Regions from separate parts of the Homo sapiens genome. Here regions 1 and 2 are each linked to region 3. Evidence: chromatin loops called from intact Hi-C (ENCODE). Cell type or tissue: heart right ventricle. All regions are shown on one strand.

Region 1 (8,000 bases), 67 kb before region 3:
TACCAGTTCTTGCTGCCCTTTTCCTGAAGGACACGTCAGCCAAAAGTTGTGAGATTTGACAGCCAGATGAATTCTTAGTGATCACTTAGCCCAACCCATTCAAAACCAGACCAGAGTGACTTCCAGGAGCTGCCACTGGCTTTTTTTTTTTTTTTTAACATCTCTTTACGTCTCCAAAAGCTGTGCTCTTGAGTACAGCAAAAAGCCCATGGGTCCAAGGGGGCTAAAGGTAACTGGGCACACAATTCACACTCTTTCACAAAAGAAGGTGGGAAGGCAGGAAACAATTATTTTTGGATGCTAGGGTAATTGTGTAGCCAGATAGAAGTATGTAAAGGGAAATTGAAATAATTTCTGAGTTTACTCCAAAATGTTACCGAAGTATTTAAAAATAACCATTAATGACTGTTATCTAATGTTAGCCTCATAAAATTAGGACAAAGGTGATAGTTCTGGTGAAGAAGAAGATGATGATGATACTATTAGTTAACATTTGTTTACTGCATATTGTTTCAAAAATGATGCTAAATTCTATGTAAGGATTACTTTAGTTAATCTTTGCAACACTGCAAGATAGTTCCAGTATTTGCCCATTTTACAGATGAGAAAAAGAAGAGAGTGTAAGTAGCTTGCTTAAGGTTATGCAACCAATACAAGGCATAGATGGATTTTAAATCCAAACAGCCTGATTCTAGAATTACATCTTTAAACATTATTGTATAGAGTGCCTTTCCCTAATCTTCTTCTTCGATTTTCTTCCTACTTTCCTTCCTTCCTTTATTCATTGATTTAGCAAATGATTTTTAAGCCCCAACTATGCGCCGGATATTGTTCGAGCCTCAGGAAATACACTAGTCAACAAGACAGACAAAAATTCCTGCCCTTATGGTCTTTCTCTTCTACTGGTGAGAAAAGACAATAAAAAAGTTAAGAAAAAAGTGTAGCTTATTGGCAGGCACGGTGGCTTAAGCCTGTAATCCCAGCATTTTGGAAGACCCAGGTGGGTGGATCACCTGATGTCAGGAGTTTGAGACCAGCCTAGCCAACATGGAGAAATCCCGTCTCTACTAAAAATACAAAAATTAGCTGGGCGTGGTGGTGGGCACCTGTAATCCTAGCTACTTGGGGGGCTGGGGCAGGAGAATCGCTAGAACCTGGGAGGCGGAGGTTGCAGTGAGCCAAAATCGAGCTACTGCACTCCAGTCTGGGTGATAGAGGGAGACTCCATCTCAAAAAATAATAATAAAAATAAAATTAAATGCAAGAAAGATAAAATAAAGCAGGTAAGAGGAATATGAAGTGTTAGCAGGTGGGAGGAACAGGTAGAAATTTTAGGTAAGGGAGGTCTCACTGAAAAGGCAATATTTGAGAAAAGAAGCAAGTAAGTGTTCTTTTCTTTTCTTTTTGCTTGTTTTTGAGACAGAGTTTCACTCTGGCTGGACTAAACAGCTCACTGCAGGCAGCCTCTGCCTCCCAGGTGATCCTCTCACCTCAGCCTTCCCAGGTAGCTGTACTACCAGTGTGCACCACCATGCCTGGATAATTTTTTTGTATTTTTTTGGAGAGACAGGGTTTCATTGTATTACCCAGACTCATCTTGAACTCCTAAACTCAAGTGATCCACCTGCCTCAGCTTTCTTAAGTGTTGGGATTGCAGGCATGAGCCACCGTGCCCAGTCTTATTTTCTAACTATATAGTTAGAAAATGTATATTTATTTACTTATATTTATATTTGTTAAAATGTATATAATTGGAATATATTATATATTAGAATTATACATATTAGAATAATATATATATTAGATCCTTTAAAAAAACTTAATGAGATGGTTCCTAGGTTAGGAGGTAAACTTATAGTTAACTGTATTCTTGATAAAAAATTAGGATGATTTTATATATATATACACATGCTATTATTATATATAGCAAACTAATGTATATAATATATATATACCATTATATATATACACACACCTATATATGTAATTTAAATTTATGATGACAGTGGATTTGGGCATGCAAGTGTGACAGACTTTCTCTCACTCCTTCTACACCACACACCCACCCCTACATATGTAGCTACATGTGTGTGCTCAAATATATAGTGGTGTATATATAGCATCCTGATTTTTTGCCAAGAAGAAAGTTAGCTATAAGTTTACCTTCTAACCTAGGAATGATCTCATTAAGTTTTTGTTTTGTTCTGTTTTGTTTTTAAGACGGAGTCTCGCTCTGTCGCCCAGGCTGGAGTGCAGTGGCGCCATCTTGGCTCACTGCAAGCTCCGCCTCCCAGGTTCAGGCCATTCTCCTACCTCAGCCTCCCGAGTACCTGGGACTACAGGCGCCCACCACCACGCCTGGCTAATTTTTTTGTATTTTTAGTGGATACGCGGTTTCACCATGTTAGCCAGGATGGTCTGGATCTCCTGACCTCGTGATCCACCCTCCTCGGCCTCCCGAAGTGCTGGGATTACAGGCGTGAGCCACCGCGCCTGGCCTATTAAATTTTTTTTTAAAGGACCTAATATAGATTGATATTCAAGTTGAGCCAGAGCTATAAAAAGCTAAGTACCTCTGTCTATGAAATTATTTTCAACTAATTCCTTTGATTCTGTGATACTTCGATGTTTGCTGTTATAGCGAGATGAGGATAATGTGCTGAATTTTATAGTTGTTGCAAAAAGCCCACAGCAGCAACACTGGGGCCCCACAGACACACATCCAAGATCATGACATAGCTCAGGAGACAGCACACACACACACACGCAGCTATATACGTAGGGGTAGGTGTGTGGTGTAGAAGGAGGGGGAGAAAGAGAAAGTTCTCTGTCACATTTGCACGCCCAAATCCACTGTCATCACAAATTTAAATTGGATACGGTGCAACATTGTCTGTCAAAATAAAACTGTAAGAGTAAGTAAAGAGAGAACTTTTTAATTCCCTGAATGATTTTGGGCAAGCAGTAGTAGGCTTTTTGATGCCTAATACAGAATGATTAAGAAATAAAAGTTAACACTGATATGGACTGCATTCTGTAGTATGTGAACACAAAAAGGATACTTTCCTAATTGGATACAGTATTCAAAATTCCACAAGTTCTGAAGTCACTGTGTGAGACCACAGGTTACAGGCTTTTCTGAGAGACACTCTGCCTCCCCCTGCCTCACCCTGGATGCATAGCACTCCTTGATTTGTAAAATACTCATTCCAGTCAAAAGGGAAGTGTCCTTTTGTGATCCCTGGCATCACTTCCTGTTTTTCCTTGTAAACTTCCCACCCAAGCTGTGGCATTATTGGGATCATTGCCCGAAGTAACTTTCCATTACATTGACAAGTCAAGTGCATACATCTGATTTGAGTGTCATCCTTCCTCCAGATTTCAAAAATTCTACTGCAAATTAAACAACCCAGCTCTTGTGATCCCTGTTGAAAGTTTTATCTTCTTAAAGATCATTCTGAAAAATGAAATTTTTTCATGTCACACAATTTTGATTAATGGATCCTTTTTTTTTCCTGTAACTTTTCAGAATTTGTAGACTTCTTAAACCTAATTTATTTTAAAAGCACACAGTAAGATGTCTCTTCCCATTAAAATAAAAATATATTTCTCTTCTGGATTATCAACCTATAAGCTATATTGCTAAACTTTTAGCTTTACATGATTTATAGTAGTCAAATGATTACTGCCCTAAGCATTAATTTCACTATAGAGCTATTAAAATATTTAATTAGAGTCACTGATAATTTAGGATGTATAATAAAATTGTTGTCAAGGCCATGTTGTAAATTCTGATTATGTTTGTAGATGAGTGAGAAAAACTACCCTATGCTGAAATTTTTATAAATTTTGAAATTATGGGGATTATATATATATATATTACATATATATTTTATTTTGTAAAATAAAATATGTAAAATAAATATATATATAGTTTTTTGAGATGGAGTCTCGCTCTGTTGCCCAGGTTGGAGTGCAGTGGTGTGATCTCAGCTCACTGCAATCTCCACCTCCTGGGTTCAAGTGATTCTGCTGCCTCAGCCTCCCAAGTATCTGGGATTACAGGTACGTGCCACAGTGCCCAGCTAATGTTTGTATTTTTAGTGGCGACGGGGTTTTGCCATGTTAGCCAGGCTGGTCTCAAACTCCTGACCTCAGTGATCTGCCCGCCTTGGCCTCCCAAAGTTCTGGGATTACAGGTGTGAGCCACCGTGCTCGGCCTATTTATTTATTTTTAAACATTTCATGTATATAGTAGTGAGGTTATGTTAATTGTGCATAATTTACGAAAATGCTAAATATTTTGCTTTTTAAAAATCTTTCTGAACTTGAGCAGTGTTATCTTTAAGTACAATGTTCTAGTTTATTACAAACCCAAAATGTAATCCTATATCAGAATCTTTCCTTTGTGTTATATATTTTATTGTCTCCACAAAAATGTTTTATTAAAAAAAAAAGACTCCAAGAGTCTAGCTATAGTTCATGTATGCAGGCAAGAGGTGGGAATTCTCTGTGAATGTCAAATAGAAGTTAATACAAACCCATGTAGTCATGTTTACTCAGGTGCCAAAATCCAGATCATTCTGTTATGAGTTCATCTTCTAAATATATGGCTCTGGCTATCTGCGGATCATCCACCCTCCTGTTACCTACTTGTGCAAGGAAGTCAAAATGAACCCACAGAGATGGGGTATCTGTCGGTTGTTCTCTATGGTATCATACCTGTTTATTTGTGTGGCTAGTAGAGACTAAACTTCCTCAGTAGATTTTTATGACTTAAATTATAGGGTAATATATTTATTCTGTTTTAAGTAACTCCGTGTAAATGGTGGCCACGGCGATAGCTTAATGTGCGTTTTTGTTTTTGTTTTTGTTTTACAGATAAACACTGTCAACTTTTTATTGAGCTACCTACAGTATTTTTGCTATGCATATCTGTATATCTCTTTTGCAAAATTAAGATTGCATTTTCATAATTTTATAAACTATTTTTCTTACTTAACAATATATTGTGAAATTTCACAAGGCTTTCCCCCAATATTGTAAAGTGTTTTCATGAATATTATTTTAATGTACTAGATTGAAACATATAGAATTAGTAATATTTAATGTTTTTTAACCTATAGTGTACTTTTTTTTTTTTTTTACTAGAGAAGGTTTGTGTAAATTAGCAGTACATTTATTTCTTCTCATTTCAGAAATAGCAAAAATGTATGCAGGAAATGGGGGAAGCCAGAAGACCTTGCAACCTGGCAGCCAGTGGTCAGATGTCATTTCAGAGATTTGGGAAGGTTTCAACTATTGCTTTTAAGATACACCTATGCCTAAACACCACTAGAAATGACACAACTTATTTCTATCCCATAGGCTTGAAATAAGTAAGAGAGAGTTGCTATGAATTTGGTTAAAAGAGTAAACCTAGTGAGAAAAAAAGTAGTTTAGATGGTCGTCATTTTGACATCAAATGATGGCAACCAAATAAGGTTATTTTCACCATCATACCATCAGAAAAGAAAGATTCGGGATTTGGAAATCAATGAAAGCAGCCAGAAAACTTCCCTATTGTGCAACAAACAAGACGTGGAAACACTCGTGAGTTGACTCTACTCAGAGGTCCAGAAAAATAAAGGTTGACACTAAAATAACTTTGGCTTACATACGACTCATGGCAAATGCTAAATAATGAAAAAATATGCCTTTCAGGTCTAAAATTTTCTGGGTTGTGAGAAAACATGAAGCATAAATCATATCAAACTATTCCTGGCATTAGGCCTTCAGGATGCATTTGTTTGAAATCAAGGGCCAAATTGCCTGGAAGAGCGAAAACTGCTAGATGCCAGCTGAGGCGGAATGCCAGCCTTGGAACTGACACATCATTTCTGGAGAGATCCATATGCACGACCCTAGTTTGTCTTCAAAGTGGTTCCCTTGAATTGATTTTGTAAATTAACAATATTAGGCCTTCTGTAGGATAGAAAGTGCATTAGTCACACTGCTCTTACTTTACCCAGCAAGGAAATCTATTGTTCTTTTGTAATAAAATGGTTCTGGAAGGGGTGAGGGTGATTTTGCCACATCAGGTAAAAGGAATCACATTTAGTTTTCAGGCAGGTTTAATGAGGAATTTTAATAATAAGAGTAAAAAGTCAATGAGCATAACTTCACTAAACAACTCTTAAAGGAAAGCTGAGCCGGCTCCTGTTTTCACAAATCTATGTAACCATCGTTGAATGGGTTCCAAGCATCAATTGTTCCCAGTGAGTAAGGACATAGGATATGGCAAAAACTCACAGCAATTTATTACCAGAATGTTTTAAAAGAAATGGAGGATTTCAGAAAAGGAGGAGCTCCACGGATTCATGTTTAAATTCACCACAAATGATTTATCTTTGTGTTCCATTTCTTGTCCAAGGTCGGTTTTACACACCATGTAAAATTGCTTCTTTTGAAGAAAGTCTGCTTTTTTAAAAAAAAAAAAAAAGGAAAGAGGAGGGGGAAAAAAAAGACAATGAGTCTCCTGGAAAATACTTCATAAGGCTTTTTTTTTCACATTAGTGTTTTGTTCTTTACTTTTGGAGGAGTTTAATCTGAGGAATATTGTGCAAGGAATAGAGTGGAATATAAAATAAAGTTAAACAAACATGGCTACTTTCAATAAATGATACTGATTTTCTAACAACTGCCTTTCTATTTTCAAAGCCCTATAAGAAAAGCCTGGGCTTTTAGGCTTTTAGTTTTCTAAATCTTCACATGCTCTGATTTTTGCAGAGGGTATTCACATTATATATATGTGTGTATATATATGTATATATATTTATAATGTAGATTTTGTATATATATAATAGATATTAGATATTTAGATATATATAATCCTATAGATTATATATATAAAATAGATACTAGACATATATAAATATATAATCCTGTAGAACTTTTTTTTCTGAAAACCTAAAGACTTATTTATGTTAATGGTAGAAAATTTTGCTGTAATATAAAATAATAATCAGTTTGTTGGCACCCTTAGTTAACAAAAATATGTTTATTAAAAATCTAGGTAGAAATGAATAGTTTCAGAATCATCTACTGCAACATTTAAAAAAATTCATTGTCAATTACTTTCTTTACAGGATTTATTAGTATTGGGGTACTCAATGACTTAAAGTCTAAACCAAAACTCTTTTTGCCTTATTGAATTCTAACCAAGAGCTTCTGAAAGCTATAACTGAAAAATGATTTACGAATTTGTTTTTAATCAAAATGGAGTTTCCTAGAATGAGTTTGTTTTTTTTTTTTTTTAAACACTCCTGGGCTCCATTATTCCTGTTTGTAAACATCAGTGTGTCCCTTCAAATATGTCTTTTCTATTTGTATTAAAACCTGATCATATAATTAAATTGAATTTGGCAAGTATATATCAGCCATCCACTATGTTTAGTTTAGTTCTTTTAGTTTAGTTTAGTTCTCTTTTCTACCGCTAATTCTACAAGCTGAGTGAGGCCTGCTAATTTCCACTGATGTTCATACATGTTAGTTTAAAAAAAAAGTTGGCTTTTACAAAGCCACAAAGGGGAACAAATATAGCTGTATTGCCTGTCTTAAACCAAAATGCTTTAGCAATTGAAAGATGGGGGCAGTGTAGACACTCAAGAAAGCTTTGGGATCTTTAGATGAATGGTATCATACAGATGTGTATTATTGCTAATTCTTTGTTCTCAATCACTTGTTTTCAAGGACACTAAAATCCATGTAGCCCCTAAAAAAGATAAATAAGGGCAAGTCACTTTTCTTCCTCCAGTCACAGACTAAAGAAATTATTTCAGATAATATATAGCCCTTCAGCCATGGGAGCAGGAAGTGTTTACTGCTCAAGTCAGGGTCTCAGTTGGTAAAATAAACGGAAACTTCTGGTTTAGTTTTAGGGCCTTCTTTCAAATAAAAACTTCATTTTCTCTGGGCAAATATATTGATTTAATTTTGTATTATTGGTAAAATATTCATAA
Region 2 (8,000 bases), 150 kb before region 3:
AAAAATGTTTAGCTATTCTAGTGAATACACAGTTTGAATGAAAATGTGGTCATTAAAATTCCATAGTGGCTGAGCAGTGTGCTGATATATATGGAATTATGCATATGGAATGGGGCTGTGATTCATGAAGTTCAGTAGAAAAGAGCTCTGTAGATCAGATTCCGGGTTCAGGGGACTTTGAGATGGGGTCTGTCTGGTCTGACTGGGGTGAACTTTACTTTGAAAGGTCTTGAGTGATTTGCTGAAGGAAAAGCTGTTAGTAAATGATACAATGGCGACTCAAACCCAAATCGGGTGACCTAATCTTATACTCCAGGCCTAATCTTTACTTAATTTTATTCCAAGAACATTTTGATCCTGGTAGAATCAGGTGAGGAAGGAAGAGCAACCACAGCCTGGGCGGGAAGGAAAATCTTGAGGAGCTCTGGCGTGGGTGTGCACTGGGTGGGGAACCCAGCCCCTCCTCTTGGCCTCGGTTTGGGCGGCGGGTTTACAGTCTTCATGCTGGGAGAGCTGCTTTTTGAACCATCTGTCTGCAATAAACGGGCCTCCTGAGTGTGGTGTCTTGGGCTCTAATCCTTGAGTAATGACTATAGGTGGAAATTGTCTCTGAGGCAATTCCTAGTGAGAACTAGGAGTTCTAGGAAGGATCTATTTGTTAAAAATCAGCCAACAGCAATTTTCCCTTTAACTGTCTTCTCTGAGTCTTTGCTCCTTAAATATTCATGAAACTTGCAGTGATTTCAGATTAAAGATCTCTCCAAGATAAGTAGTTCCCAGAATCTTATATCCATGGTGGTATCTGGATTCGTTTCTAAGTTTCCCCTATTATAGTTCGAAATCCCTTTGCAAAGCTTGTATTGCTTTCATTTACTGAAAATGAACAATGCTGAGGCAGGACCCAAAGGACATTAAAACCCCATTATAGTTCACTTCCTGAAACCACACATTCGGTCATCCTGCAGGTAAAATCACTTCCCCGTGCGTACAGGGGAGTGTAGTGTTTCCTCCTCAGTGCAGCTGCAATGTCTCTAAACTGGTGTCTTTACTAAGAGTTTGTTGAATGAATAAATAAATTCAGATTATTTCATGTCCCAAGTCTTCTTGTGATTGAATTTGATTCTTAGAATGGAGATGGAATCCATGTGACACATTCTATTCTAAGTATCTTCAAATCATTACAGTACCCTAGGGCCAAATTCAATCTTTGATTTGAATTAAATACTAATATAATTTAATTAAATACTAGAATTATAGTATAAGGAGATATGTATATATAAATAGATGGAAATATTAATAGATGTCAAAATATGGTTTATATTATATTATATATGAAATGTTATCAATATAAAGACACATTTCTCTCTGCATCTTCATATTGATAACATTTAATATACATATCTCATTTAATATATAACATTTAATACATATGTATCTTTGTATGTAAAGAGAGAACCATATGTGTCTTCATATTGATAACATTTAATATGGTGTATATTAAGAAGTATTTTTATATCGATTTCCATTCTGTTTTATTCTTTGTAAAGTAGAAGGCATATAAATACAGATACCATAAAGCTAATCCACTCCGTAAATAAAAGACATTTTTATAACACAGAGATTTTTCCAAGAAGGAAATTGGTTCTTCTCCCACCCTCTAAATTGCTCTTTATTAAAAAGAAATGTGTTTGTTCAGGTTTATTTCTCCCGATGCTGGATGATAATATTGCCGTGGATGATGTATAATCAGTTTTTATGGTGATGTTCCCACAAAAGGAGTGGTTTGGAAGTGAACAAGTTACTCTATGGTATATTCAAAATTCTCCTTTTGTCATGTTAGGCACTTCTCCTACTCTGTTTCTGTTTATGGTATCAAATCACAAGGACCTTATGTAAAACTTATTTCAAACATTTGAGATTTTAGCACACTTTTCAGATTATTACTTGAAACTCTCCTGAAAGTTTGCACATTTGCCATGAGGAAGAATTTAATAACAACACAAGAGTCTTGTGGCTCTCTGACTTTTGTCTTTCTGAGGTATTCTTTCCTCTTAAGCTAAGCTGATCAGTCAAGATTATCATTGACGTTTACATTGAGATAGAAAAAATGATTTTTTTTAAAATAATATTTTTTTAATAATTACCAGCAGCATTTGAGTCAGAAGAGATACCTCAAGCTGAACTGTGTGGTAGGTTCCTGACCTGCCTCAGTGCTGTTGCTTCTGTTAAAAAAAAAAAATCAGTTGTAACAAACCCAGGCAAAACAACCTTACATGGTCAATAGAATTTTTAATTGCAAAGATTTCCTCTGACGTGAGTGTTAATGAATGTCAAAGCAATAACATAAAAAGACATTACTTGTTTAATGATTGATAGAATAAGAAAAACACAAGGTCTTTTGTCAGATAAATGACTACTGTTTGGTGTTCCTTTACCTCAGGAGTATCAAAAGTGATCTCAGATAGGCAATAATAGCCCAGGAGCTAAGGCAGCAAGTATGATGTAGCCTGTTAGATTATAACCAAAGGAGGAAGGCTAATTAATTTGTATCAGTGTACTTGTTTTCTCACATGGCAATTTTGACATACTTTAGCATTTTTGGTTTGTTTGGATCCTTCATTGAAACTTTCTGAAGAATTTAAATAAGCATGTAAAATTTTATGGGACTGGCTTTGTCTATCTGCAGTGCAGGTGTATTACTAAAGACAATTTAATTATTGCTCCAAATTGTTGAAAGAGCACAGCTGGTGGTGTTTGGTTTTGTACAGATGTTGTTGTGACACAGATCTATAACATGAAATGACAATGGTGACATCTAACAATTGCAAAGTAATAGCCACCAATGAGTTTTGTTTTTCTAAGCTATAGTTTACACCTCTGGGGTGTCTAATATTTGCTATGATATGCTCTTTGCATGCTTAAAGAATTAATGGTGACATATTCTGTATGATTAAAACAAACTTTGCACCATGTTTACGAGTATGAGAAGCATTGTAGGTCAGTTCTCAGGTTCATCTCAGGCAAAACACCTTTAAGTTTCAAAAGTGCCAAGTCTATTCCTGTTATTTATTTTCCTCACTCCTTTATTACTATAATTCCATTACTTCTTTGTGAATCAAGTCATGTTATGCTCCTTGTAACTGGCTCTGGGAAAAGCTGGTAAACAATCTTTAGGGGAACTAGGCGTGGATTTCAGTTGAAAACTCTGCCCATGTAGCTAATTCCTATTTGCTCAGAATGCCCTGAGTTTACTGATGGTCTACAAAGAACTTGTGTGGATGTAATCTTGCTGGCAAATCCACAATACAACATAATCATGGCTTCTTACAGAGCAAGTTTATTGCAGCTGTTGAGGGACCATAACTAAACCTTCCTTCTGCGTCCACCAGCCTGCCGCCAAGAATATTTCTTTGGCGTTCTTGCTCTTCTCACTCCCACTCACTCTGTTCTCACAGATCTGGGAGTGTTATAGGATGCCACTTGTCTGTCCTGCTGATTTTCTCATGTCCTGCCTGAAAACTTAACCTAAGATCATTGTTGTGAGTAAGAGGGCAATGACTTAGGAGTCCCATAGCTGGAGGGGGAAAGCAAGGGCCACTACAGACTGCTGGGGAGGCATCTATGTGGGTCTGGTCAAAAAAGTGACTTGAGAATGGTGAGGCTCAGGTTTCATTTCCCTTTTCACTCATCAGGTGTTTAAGTTACTGGAACCTATTCTTGAGTGCTAAAGGTGTTCTATCTGAACAGACTATGGTTGAATCAGGCCAGAGCAAGGTCAGTTGGTTCAACCAATATGTTACTGTTGTATGAGAGCTGAAAGGCCTGAAAAAGGAAAACAAACAAGCAAACAAACCATCAAACAAAACCTCACTTTCTTCCTCCACTTGTCCATGAATATACTTGTGATTGTAATACTTGTTTTTTATTCTCTTTGTGCAGTCATTTCTAAAGTTCTGTGAAAAGGTGTCTTTGCTTTGTTTTGTTTTGGTGGAGGTAGAGAGCAGCACGGGCAATGTCCCTGGTACAATTTACCCAGAAACTGAGTATTTATGTTGACTTTAAGGAGAAGAAGAAGAAATGAAGTTTTCCCCAGATATTTGAGGATAGGTAGGTAACATTGATGTTCAAACATAAAAAGAATTTGAGAGAATGCTACTAGTTTATTTTACCTTCTTGCAATGTTGTTTTAAAGGCATAATGGAAATGTTTTCTACAAGTACTATGCCCTACAATAAAGTAATTTAATTCATTTATAAAAATCTCAACTTTGAAATACTATATTGTATTTTGAAAGTGATATTGTACTTTTTAATGTTTTTTCATAATTATACATCATCATCTGAGACATTTCTGATACCACTTTATAATTTTAGAATAGCAGATTCAACTCAACCCTTTTAAAAATTTAGGTACATTGAAATTTGGGTATGCTGCCACCAGGTGGTGGCAAATCCTTCGAGTCACGTGTTATTGTAATTTAACTTTTTTTAACCCTTTTAAATAAAAGCAATAGGAAATCTTTCTTTAAACAATATCTTACTCAGAAACCCAATATATAAAATAGATAAAAGTCAACCTAGATCCTATGGTGAAAGTGGGACAGGAGGTTCAAAGCCAAAGGTCTGTGCTCATATCTTTCCTCTGATGATCTCTGAGGAACCTCAGGAAGACAGTTTGAAAATCCCCATCTCAATTATAATGCACATATTTTACGTAACATTAAGATAGAAAACATTTTTTTTTAAATAAAGAAAACTAAGCAATAGAAAAGATAATCTTCTAGAGCAGGAAGAAAGACCGAGAAAGCATTTATCAGAGCAAATGGAGGAAAAAGAGGGTGCTTGTGGATCCGGATCAAATGTGATGTGGTGAGTGAAGCAGGCATGGGCAAGAGCATGAATATAAGCCCAAACTGCTGAGAACTCTGTCCAAGCAGACCAAGCTCTGTTTGGGCACAGTCAGGACGTACTGGAGATTTTGGAAGAAGGACTGAGGCAGGAGGGTATGATTGTCCTGAGAGTCAATGATTGACTGAACTTCTTCAGATTTTTAGATTCATCATTGTCCAATAAGCTCCTTAGAGCTGGGGCTGGGATCCCAGAGTATAAGGTCATCAACTTAAAGGCTGATAAGCCTTGAGCTGTATTTGGTTGTTTGTTTGTTTTTCTAGTGGCTTCTCTCCCATGTGATGAGAGAGGACAGAACAGACTGCATAGCTGCCTGTTTACCCAGCTCCATACAATGGGGACATTTGAGCAGAGACCAGGCTACTGCTTCTGCCCCTCTTGAGTCTTGTCTTGGCTAACATTTTTACTTTGTTTGTGACCTTACGCCAGTGCCCTCCCAAATGATCAATACATTAGTTAAAAGCAATGTTTTTCTCTGTGTTTGGCTAACTTTCCCCTGAAAACACCTGCCTGTAGAAATTGCAAACTCTCCCAGAAACTATTTTCTAAAATGATTATTTTCTCTCAAAATATCTTAAAATACGGAACCTAATGCAAGCTTTGAACAGACATGTAGATAAGGCAAGTATAGTGATATAACTATTCTACATTACAGAAAACCAAGATCCTGGAAGGTTAAATGGAAATACAACAACTTAAAAAAAAACTCACTAATCAACTAACCAAAAAAAACCCATAAATAGTTAATGATAAACCAATAAAATCACTAGGGTGTCTTAAATCATATAGTTGTTCTAAGAAGTGTGTGTGTATAACCTACATGCAGTAATGAGTTTCTAGTTGACATGATAGAGCAAGGTTAGAAAGAGGAAATGTTAGAATTAGGCAAAATGATAGAAAATGCAAGAATGATTGGAAATAGCCCTGAGCCTCTCAGGCTGAGGTCTCCACCTGAGGACTGTGATCAGGTTATTTCAGTGACTCTCACCTGTTACTGGGGCTAGACACTGTAGATCACACTGGCTGGTAATCCCATAAAGTATCAAATCATTGATTCAATAAATATAAGCTGAATACCTACTATGTTCCAGGCACTATTCTGAAATCTAGACAAACTCCATACCCTCATGGACTTTTTAGTAGGGGCAAAGAAAATGAATAAATACAGAAACAAATAACTATATAATGTTTGGTAATAATAACTGCTATCAAGAAAAGTGAAGATGAGGAAGGGGATAAAGAGTAAAGGGGGAATTGTAGCACACAGAAGGTTTGGTACTTAGAGCAGGGGTCAGGTGTAGCCCCTCTGAGCAGGGACACTGGAACAGAAACCTGAAAGGAATAACAGTGAGCCATGGGGCTAGCTTCAGAAAAAGCATTTCAGCCTAAGAGAATAGCAAGGCCAAGGCGGCCGAAGAAGAAACCAACTTGATGTTTCAAAGAACCAGAAAGCCAAACACACGAGGCTAGTGCGAATGAATGAGAGAGGAGCAGTGAGGTCAGAGAGGAAGGGCCTCAAAGGCCATGGTGAGGAGTTTGGACTGAATGTGATGGGAAGCCAGGAGAAGACCCTGACGGCTGTGTGGTGAATAGACGGTGGGGTGAGCGTGAAACCATGAAGGTGAGTTAGGAACCTACTCTGGAATTCCAAGAGTCATGATGGTGGCTGGAACTAGCACTGCTCATGCCAGATAACTTTCTCTCAGACTCTCGGCATGCTCTGTTGATTTGTTCTAGCTGACTCCTCCTGCGATAGGTATTTAAAAGACAAATGTCAGCCACCCCTTTGCTAGTCATGGAGGTACCTATTATTAGTTATAAGATGGCCTGGAGCTGAGGTCTTGGATAAGTCACTTCATCTCACTGAGCTTAGGTGGTCCACATTGGGTCCTTTTTTAGGTCTGACATCCTCTGAGCCCTAATTTTTGTGATTGAGCCTTAATGAGCTCCACCACCCAAGATGACCACAGGGGCAATGGAAATCATTAGAATGCCCCACATGCCTCTAAATTGAATATAATTTGATCCAGATCTTTTTCCATTCCCTGGGAGGCTGCAAACATTCTGCAATACCCGAATTCAGATCTTCAGTCTCCTATTAGGCTGATTTAGGAAACCCTGATGACAAGAATGGTCACTGGGTAGAGATGGTACCACCAGAATTCACCCTCCCCTTCCCATAACCAGCTGTCATGCACTTCACCCTTATGGTTCTCAAAGTGGCCCTGTGAGCCTTTTCAGGGCCCTCCTTAATATTCAGTTGAATCTGACCTTGTGGCTCAGAGAGATCACTGGGAGATAACAGATATCTTGCATCTCCTAAATTAGCCTGCACAGAGCTCACAGTAGAATTCTGGCATCTTGTTCAGAAAGCAGAATATCACAGGGTTGAAACAATCAATCCTGAGTTTCAGGAAGGGATTCTGTAGGGGCCTTTCATCCTTGCACAGTGAATAGATCTTGCTTCATCATCTATCAGTTCAATCTTTTCATTTATGTTTATGATTATCTTTATTTTATTTTATTTTGAGATGGCATCTCACTCTGTCACCCAGGCTGGGGTGTGGTTGTGCGATCTCAGCTCACTGCTACCCTGCCTCCTGGGTTCAAATGATTCTCTGGCCCGAGTAGCTGGGATTACAGATGCACTCCACCATGCCCAGCTAATTTTCGAATTTTTAGTAGAGACAGGGTTTCACCATGTTGGCCAGGCTGCTCTCAAACTCCTGACCTCAAGTGATCCACCTGCCTCGGCCTCCCAAAAAAATGCTGGGATTACCAGCATGAGCCCCAATCTCTTTAAAATACAAAACGCCAAACTAGTTGCATAATCATTTGTGGTCCAGTATAAGGGTCATGTTTCATGCCTCATACACAAATGGTAGACAATAAATTTTAAAATGTGAATCTGTTGAAACAAATATCAGCTCTTGAGTTTTTGCTTGAAGTATGCAGCTCCCTGTGGTATTATTCACATGATCAGATTCTACAGAGGAGAATACCTAGTATTCAAGATGATACTCAAATTTAGACACAGAATCAAATACTGATGTGAAACATGCAGAGTAGCTATCTCCATACTAAACAAAGCAA
Region 3 (8,000 bases):
CTCTTGGTACTTAAAGTCTGTCTACCAGGAGACATTGTAGAGAATAAATTTCCTGGCCTTGGTAACAAATATTGACCTAAAACTAGTCCAAGATGTGTGTGTGTGTGTTCCTACCCTCGTTTTTAGGGCTCTGGAACTCAATGGTATTCCACCTTTGCTGCAGAATACTCTCTCTTACTGACTGGCAGAGAACACAGTGGGTAGAACAGAACAAACTCAGCTGCAAGCCAGACAGAGACGGACATCTTCATGGGTAGCACAGCTTGAGAGAAAAAAAACACTTTTCTTAAAATTCTTCCCTTCCAAGGTCAGGGTAAGGATTAGGGCAACTGACACTGGAATGGAAGAAAGAGGAAACAAAACTACTTACACTTTGCTGTTCCCCAAAGTATAGGCCAGACTATCTTCCTCATTGTGCATGTATGTAAGTTTACTGTAACCCGTTACACAAACACAAATACTGTGAAACTTATAGTATTTTGACCTGTTCCCATGAACTCAGGGCAGTTCACACTCACGTTACCCAATTTATTTTCCCAACACTCGTAATAGTCTGATATTATGAAACTGTCATGGAAACCAACTCAAAGGTTAAGTGACTTACCCAAAGGTACACAGCTAGGCGTGGAGAGAGGAGGAAAATCAAGCTTCCAACAAACTTTCCCCACAAGATTATGAGTCTAAAAGCACTCTTAGATGGTGTATCTAAAGCTCGAGGGAAGAATCTGATCCTGGAGTTATTGCATAATGTGCTAAATACTATATTGAAAGATTGAATTAATTAAAATTAATAAAATAATGAAAAATGAATTCCTTATAGAGTTGAGGTTTTTTCCAAAAGCACTTACTACCTCACTAATTTAGTCCGAAGTTAAAAAGAATGAGGGATTTCACCTTTTGAGACTAATGATAATCGTAAGCAAAGTTATCTTTTATAAAATAAAAAGATAATAGTAAATTTTTCCTAGTGATATAAAACAACCAGTTGTCTGAACAACCAGATTGATATGTTATGCATTTTTTGTGACTGTCTCAGTTTTTGTATTTATTTTTTCATCATTTATTTCTTGAATATATCTTGTAATAAATACACATCAAAGAGTTAAACATCCCTACTTTTGGGAAATATTTCTCTATTGTCTCTATTTTGCTACCAAAGTTTTACAGTATTTTATTAACATTTTTATTTTATCATAATATTTTCATTTAAACTTGGTATAAATTTGTTGCTGTGCATTAACCACTCAGCATCATAGCTTAGGACTGAAACACATCAAAATAGTCCAGCAAAAAATATTTTAAATATGGCAACCTTAACTGGAGTTTAAAAAATAAAACTTTGAGTATAATAATTTATTCACCAGAGCGGTTGTTTCAGCAAAGTACTTCATCTTAGTTTCCAAAGAGCTGCTAGTTGTTACTAAATATATTTTAAAATAGAAGCAAAAAAGAAATCTGCTCTCATTCTGGCCAAATATACTATAAAATATTAAACTGTTAAAATCTTTGGCATTTTGGAGAAAGATCAGCTAGGTGATTATGCTTGTATAGTTAATTAATAAGAAAGGAAGTAGGTAATGGTTCACTGGGGAAACTTTTGTTATCACCATGTCTATTTATGAAGGATCCCATGCTGTAGGGACAATAACGGGGTGCTAATTCTGAACGCACACAGTGCCGTCCTACAAAGACATCAAGATTTGTAGGAAATCAACCCTCCAGCAGTCCTGGCAAGCCAGACTGACCCCAGCAAATGAAAATAATCAAAAGTAATTAGAAGCGTGCTGGACTACTCCTCGGAGAGCCGAATAGGAGAGTAAACATGCCTGAATCCTCGAGCCACTGCAAAGGCCCATGTCTGAGCTGTTAGGTGCCCTGACCTTGTCCACATAAAGATGTGATTTATGAAGTGCAGGGCACAGCAGCAGGGCTTCTGTCTTCTCCTGGAGAACCAAATTACTGAGGTGGAGATTAACATGCTTTCAGTCGGGCCCATTTCCAGACCAAGGGAAATTTTTTATTTAAATTTGTTTTATCTTTAATTTCCTCTTTTCTAACAGCACACCCCAATAGATAAAAAAAATAATAATTTAAAAAAAATAAAAAAAGGCAGAGTCCACCAAGAGTCACCAGTAATCTCTCTTCAGTGCAGTTGTGATATGTGTGTGGGGCTACGGACAGTCACAGCATTTTTGTTGGTAAATTTGTATTGTGCTGGACTGTTTCACTGGATCTGTCTGATCAAAGCATCACAGAATTCACATTCATGCTTAGAGAACAAAGCTTGCAAAATACTTATTAAATTAAAAAACAGAAATTATTAAAATTAAACAGAATATCACCTTAGATTTCATGGCTTTCTGATCTAGTTTATCTTGCCTAAAGGTCATGCTTCATTACAAAGTTTACTCTATTAAATAAAAAGATTTGGGAAAAGAAATTGTGGGTGGTAGAGAATTTAGAGGAGTAGGAGAAAGACAAATTGGGAGAAATATTTATATATGAATCAGTGGGAAGTCTCTTGAGTCCTAAAAGACATACTTACATTATTTCTTATCTTTGTGTCAGTTAGGTTAGGTAAGATTTTACAAAATCCTATTCTGACATGGAAAAGGAAGCATTGATTTTCTTTTTAAACACACATCAATATCTATACACGAAGCTAATTTAATTAGCAGGCACTTATTGTTCAGCCAAATGTCAATTTCTCAGATTATTTCATGCTTCTTGACATGAACTGTATGAAACAGGATTTAACAGAATCTCCATGAATAAAACTCCACTTGAGAAATGTAAAAATGCACATGTACGTTCTTGAAAAGCTACAAAAAAATAGAGTTAAAACAAAGATGTTAGGCTTGGAGTTTAGTGTATATTTAGCCACCTCAAGAAACCCAAAGCTGCAGAATTAAGGGAATTTAGACTGAGGTTATAAAGTGCCTTCCTCTATAAACTAAAAACATAATGTCAGGGTGAATGGGAACATACTTTATTAACTTTACGGTATTGAAAACTGCCAGCAAGTTGTCTTGTTTTTAAATATTGTCCTCTGCAGAGTGTTACAGTGCTGTTTGTCCACAGGAAGCCTATTAAAAGTGGACAGTGCAGTCATTTCATCTGGCTTTGGCTGGACTGCTTTTCTTTCCTTTAATGATGTGCTGGAATGTACCATGCCCATAGGGTCTCCATTAGCAGAACTTTTACTTCTGGGACGACCATGAAGTTTAAGGCTTAAAAGAGGCATCAGTTTACAGTCTTGTGGGAATCACTTGAATACTGGAGCACTAACTTCTTACTGCTTTAACTAATATATTGACTTATTTTAAATAAACAGTTACACAATGAAGGCAGAGCCAGTGGCCTTATTGGAAATCTTTGGGCTTTTTAAAGATTCTGCAATCCACACAGCTGGGGAAGGAAGGAAGGGGCCTGAGGAGGGTTTATGCCCTTTTCAAACCAGGAAGAAAACACATTAACCTCTCCCACCCCAGCCCTGCCATCAGCCAAAGGGGGATCTTTACAACTCCTAGAAAATCTATCAGCCCACACTCAACCCTCATATTTTTCCAATGCCCTTTTCCTGGTAAACAACAATTAACAGATCAAGAAAGAAAAAATAATCATTCCTTCTGGAAAAATGTTTTTAAAATCTGGTTCTCTTTTTAAACATCACTGATGAATCATTCCATTTTTTTCTTTCCCCGAAGCTATACATTTGTTTTAGTTTGTTCTCCTACTCCATCCCCTTAATATTTAGATCATCTGTCCTGATACATGTTTGCAAATTAAAGCTGGTTTGAGATTACAGTAAAACCATTATTTTTAATAGCCCATTTCAAGGGCAGTGCTAAACACTGCAGAACACGCATGTTACTGATTACTGCTGAGCAGACAGCGGCTTTTGCAGATTAATTTGTAACTGGGAACTACTGTAAACAGATTTCACCAGAAATCCCAAGGAATAAAGGGAATTGGTGATGGTATTTGGCTCCTTGTATTTATTTATTGTTTTAGAAACCTTCTGATGGAAAGCAAGCTAACAGGGGAAGAAGCAAGCCCCTTGCAAAATCCTTTTCCTCTAACCTTCTTTCCTGTTTCATTCACTTATTGGGGAAGATGGATCAGGTCTTCTAAATAATTCTTATTTAAATAGCAAGAAGACCCTTTCATGAGAAACAAGGCCAGTCTAACTACTGTGGGATTTCAGAACCCTATCTTTAAACTTTAAGTTGTGTGAAGAAAAAGTGAGATGACTCTGCCTTTACATGAAGTTATTGTTATATACCTAAAGGAGAAAGGGAGTGGGATGGGGTGGGGGAGAGGGGAGGGAGAGACAGACAGACAGACAGACAGACAGACACACACACACACACACACACACACACACACACACACACACAGAGAGAGAGAAAGAGAGATTAAGATTTAGTGTTTTGTTAGCTTCCTTTGCCCAGGTCCTTCTGATGATTTCCTTTAGTCTTTTTCACAATTTATTCAGTGGAGAACAAGACTGATGATGACGATAATGATGATATTAATATAATAATAATGATGATGCAATGAATTCTCCATTCTTCTAGGTACATCTTCCAAGGTCTCGGAGGGTAAGCGTTCACTCTTGGTTGTATTTGGGGAAGAGAAGCTCAGACGTAGGAATAGCCTTCTCTCAGGCTGATGTCTACATGCCTGGACTGCAGTGTGCCTTCCTCTCGTAGCTCGGAAGGACGCGGAACGGCGGGCGAGGCGGAAGGCAGAGCTGTGTTGCCGGCGCCTGGCGGGCAGAGGCGGGTTCACCTGGGTGGCTGGAGCCGCCGGCGCTGCGCTTTATTTCGGAGCGCAATGCCATCTACCGGCGTCCTGCCGTACCTGCAAGTATCCAGACCTTGAAAGTCGCTCCGCCTCCCCCCACCCGAAGCCAATATAGGGGAAAAAACTCGGAGGCCCTTTCCACGAAATCCTAATTTAGCCAGGACCTGCCAATGATTCCAGACGACCTTTTGTTTTCCTACCGACGTTTCCTCGTTTTGAAAGCAGTTTTGTAAAGGGCAAGGAGGTGGGGGCCGCAGGGTTGGGGCGCTGAGCTCCCAGACCCCCTGATCAGGCCGCACTGTCTGAAGCAATCGGTTCCCCAGATTACTTGTATTTAATACACAATGCATCATAAAACAAATCCCTCATCCTGACAGGAAGAAAATAGAACAGCTCATAGCTCGAGCCGGTCCAATTTATGGCTAAATTAAAAAAAAAAAAAAAAAAAAGAAAGCTCCGACAATGGGCAAGTTGAGGGAGGGCAGGAAATCAATGGCCACGAACCAGGAGCTCTTAAAGGTTCTCAAGCGCCCAACTCTACGGGAATATCTGACCGGGTTTTAGGTTATTTACAAAGGATTTTTCCTGTCCTACCTACCACTGCTGTGCGATTTTCTCTCAAACAATGGCCATTATCTGAAATAACAGTTCAATGTCACAGATAACAGGCCACCGAAACAAATTAGTCACCACCTCTTGTCATTTTCTCTCCCCCAATCCCTCCCTTTTGCTACTATTTTTGTTTTTAAATCAATATTTTGGGAAAATATAGTTCTACTGGATTTACACGTTTATTTGCACTTGGAGAAAACAAAAAGTGGGTGGCACTTGTGTTATCCCGTTTGCAGCTAAAGTTTAACCGTCAGCACACTTTCCAGCCCCTCTTGCCCCACCTCTCCCCCGCAAGTGTCCCTAGACTCGCTTACTTTGCTTAACTTTCCATTGTTGAGCTGGGGAGTTGGATTTTGTCCATTTGTTTTTATGAATGGAGTTTTGTGATAAAAACGCGTTTACTTCCATTTAGCCAGTGGGATTTACTAAATCTTACAAAGTTGGCCATGAATAAATCTGTAGACCCTTTTGTTTTGCTATGTATCCCCTGTATTCTTTCTTCCAATGTCTTTTCTACAATGTATTGGTTTAAATGTACCCAAGGTATATTAGAAAGTTATTAAACATAGGATAGTACCGATTACTAAAAGCAGCATTTATGATGTTAAACGTTCAAAAATAATCTGAGTCGTCAAATTGCTTATTGCACGTTTTGGCGTTCAAGGTGTTTTAATTAATGTATCAAAGAAAATGGCAAAGACTCACCAGACAGTCATCAATCTCTCTAAACCCATAATATGCTGTTTGGGCGGGTTATATGCCAATAATTTTTCAGATTTTAAAATATCTTTAAAGAAAAATATGGTTTGAAAATTTTGCACGCCCTTCCTCTGACCTAGCTACAAGAATGAAGGGAATAAATTAGAGTATGAGTTTCAATTAAAAAAATTTTTTTTAATGCTTAGCAGAAAACTGGAAATGTACATGTCAACTTTTCACTCTTGAGGTTGCTGTTTTCTGAGAATTTCTAAACTATTTATATTTAGTCTGAACTAGCGTCCCTATACCCTAAGCTTTATCCTCCCCACTCCAGCACTACCTCTCCCCCCTACCCCCGCCCCCTCCTGCCTCGGTGCACACACCCTCACACCCCTGAAAGCACTTCTCTACCCTTCCCCATCCCTCCCATCCCCCATCTCTCTCTCTCTCACACACACACATGCACACACACACTCGCGCGCACACACACACACACACACCACACTTGTGCTTTCAAGACATCGAAACGGAGGCTATTTCCCTGGGGAAAGAAATCCTGCCTGGCGAGATCTCCCCATTGGTTGTTTACCCGGAGAAATCTACATGTTTAAGGGGGATGGTGCATCCATAATCAGTCTGTCCCTATAGGACTTGGGTCTTGGCGACCTTTTTGTGACCTCTCCCGCCAGAGGAGGCTGCTGTCACTTTAAAAATTTAAAAGAGGAGCCCGTCTGGCTTCCGATCAGATCACTCTGGGCGGCGGGAGATAGCTCCCTTTCTCCCTCGCCCCGGGTTCTTTCTGGATGGCCGAGCAGATCCTCTTTAAAGAGACAGTTCATGAAATAGAAACCCGGCGGCTGAGCTTGGAGTTGCGAAAGGGGACGATCCCGTGAGGGTCCAGGACCCGCGAAGGCGCTGCGGAGGATCTGAAAGGGGGATAGAGCTCCCCTCGCCTCCCCAGGCCCCCCACCTTTTCAAACTCTCCTCCTCCTGCTTGTTTTCCCCCATTGGAACTGGGAAGGAGAAGTAGAAGTTTTAGTGGGTTTCAGATAACTTTCATTACACATCGGGCTGATAAGAGCAAGAGAAAGTGAGAAAAGAGGGAGGTGATGTGAACCAGAAGGAATAGCTCCGAGCTCATTTAGGAAGGGGGAAAAAGCCAAAACACACCAAACCCGGGTCACCCAGACGAAAGAAGACTTCATTTCTTGTATTAAAAATACACTGTTGGCGGACAATAAATCCGAAACGCGTGGTCCTGGAGAGCAGATCCTAGAGACGGACAAAGTTGTCAGAGACCCATTTGGAAATCGAGACGCGAGGCTTTTAAAAAATTATTATTATTATTTTTAAACATCTCTAAATGTTGCTCGGGATCGTTTGAAAGGATTTTCGTGCAGGAGCGTTGGGGGCTGCTGATTATTTTATTTTGTTTATTTTGATTCTTCTGTGAATGCCTATTATTGCTGAGTTGAGGCCATAGAAATCTAAAGGTAAGAGAACTCCTCACTTTAAAAGGAAAAAAAGTCTGGGCGATGTGAAAGTTTGTCACTTCGGACAGTTTCCTGCCGGGGCACCGTTTCTACGGGCGCCCCCCGCCCCCAGCCTTCTTTCCTCCTCGCCCGCAGTCTCGCGGAGCCCTGCTGCTTATCTACGTTGCTAAGCCGGGCGATTTCCTTGTTCCTCCTGCGAAACGGTGCGGTCTGGACACGTCTCCGGGGTGGGTCGTCCGGCCTTCGGTGGGTTTCTCTGCCGGCTTGTCGGCCTCTTTTCCTTGCGCTCTTCTCCTCCTTCCCCTCCCTCCGTGTGTCTCTGTCCGTCGGTTTCGGGGACGCACAAGGTGCGGTTGCCAAAATCTGAATTCCTGGCACTGGCCACGC

What was found. A loop is a pair of places that touch in the nucleus more often than their neighbours do. Peaks named below come from ENCODE experiments on the same cell type or tissue, not always from the same donor. Only the 100,000 strongest peaks of a DNase experiment are listed, where the experiment ranks them.
Region 1: it touches region 3 in a loop (2.9-fold over the local background); 13 of 110 quality-filtered maps call a loop at or near these places.
Region 2: it touches region 3 in a loop (3-fold over the local background); 24 of 110 quality-filtered maps call a loop at or near these places.

Annotation. Positions count from the first base shown.
Region 1 is chr3:169,213,724-169,221,723 of GRCh38, reverse strand. The region is part of intron 2 of MECOM (MDS1 and EVI1 complex locus); the gene reads left to right. Among named protein-coding and RNA genes, the nearest start is that of LINC01997, 210 kb to the right of the region's middle. In heart right ventricle, a CTCF peak has its summit at 3,165; a DNase peak (open chromatin) is centred at 3,163; H3K27ac peaks cover 2,499 bases.
Region 2 is chr3:169,291,768-169,299,767 of GRCh38, reverse strand. All of the region lies in intron 2 of MECOM (MDS1 and EVI1 complex locus), which reads left to right. Among named protein-coding and RNA genes, the nearest start is that of MECOM-AS1, 150 kb to the left of the region's middle. In heart right ventricle, a CTCF peak has its summit at 4,432 (motif pointing right); no DNase peak of the experiment used is centred here; H3K27ac peaks cover 825 bases.
Region 3 is chr3:169,146,336-169,154,335 of GRCh38, reverse strand. The region is part of intron 2 of MECOM (MDS1 and EVI1 complex locus); the gene reads left to right. Among named protein-coding and RNA genes, the nearest start is that of LINC01997, 150 kb to the right of the region's middle. RefSeq lists a silencer at 4,838-4,897. In heart right ventricle, CTCF peaks have their summits at 4,635 and 4,839 (motif pointing left); DNase peaks (open chromatin) are centred at 4,845, 6,895, 7,362 and 7,905; H3K4me3 peaks cover 3,574 bases; H3K27ac peaks cover 5,737 bases; H3K27me3 peaks cover 889 bases.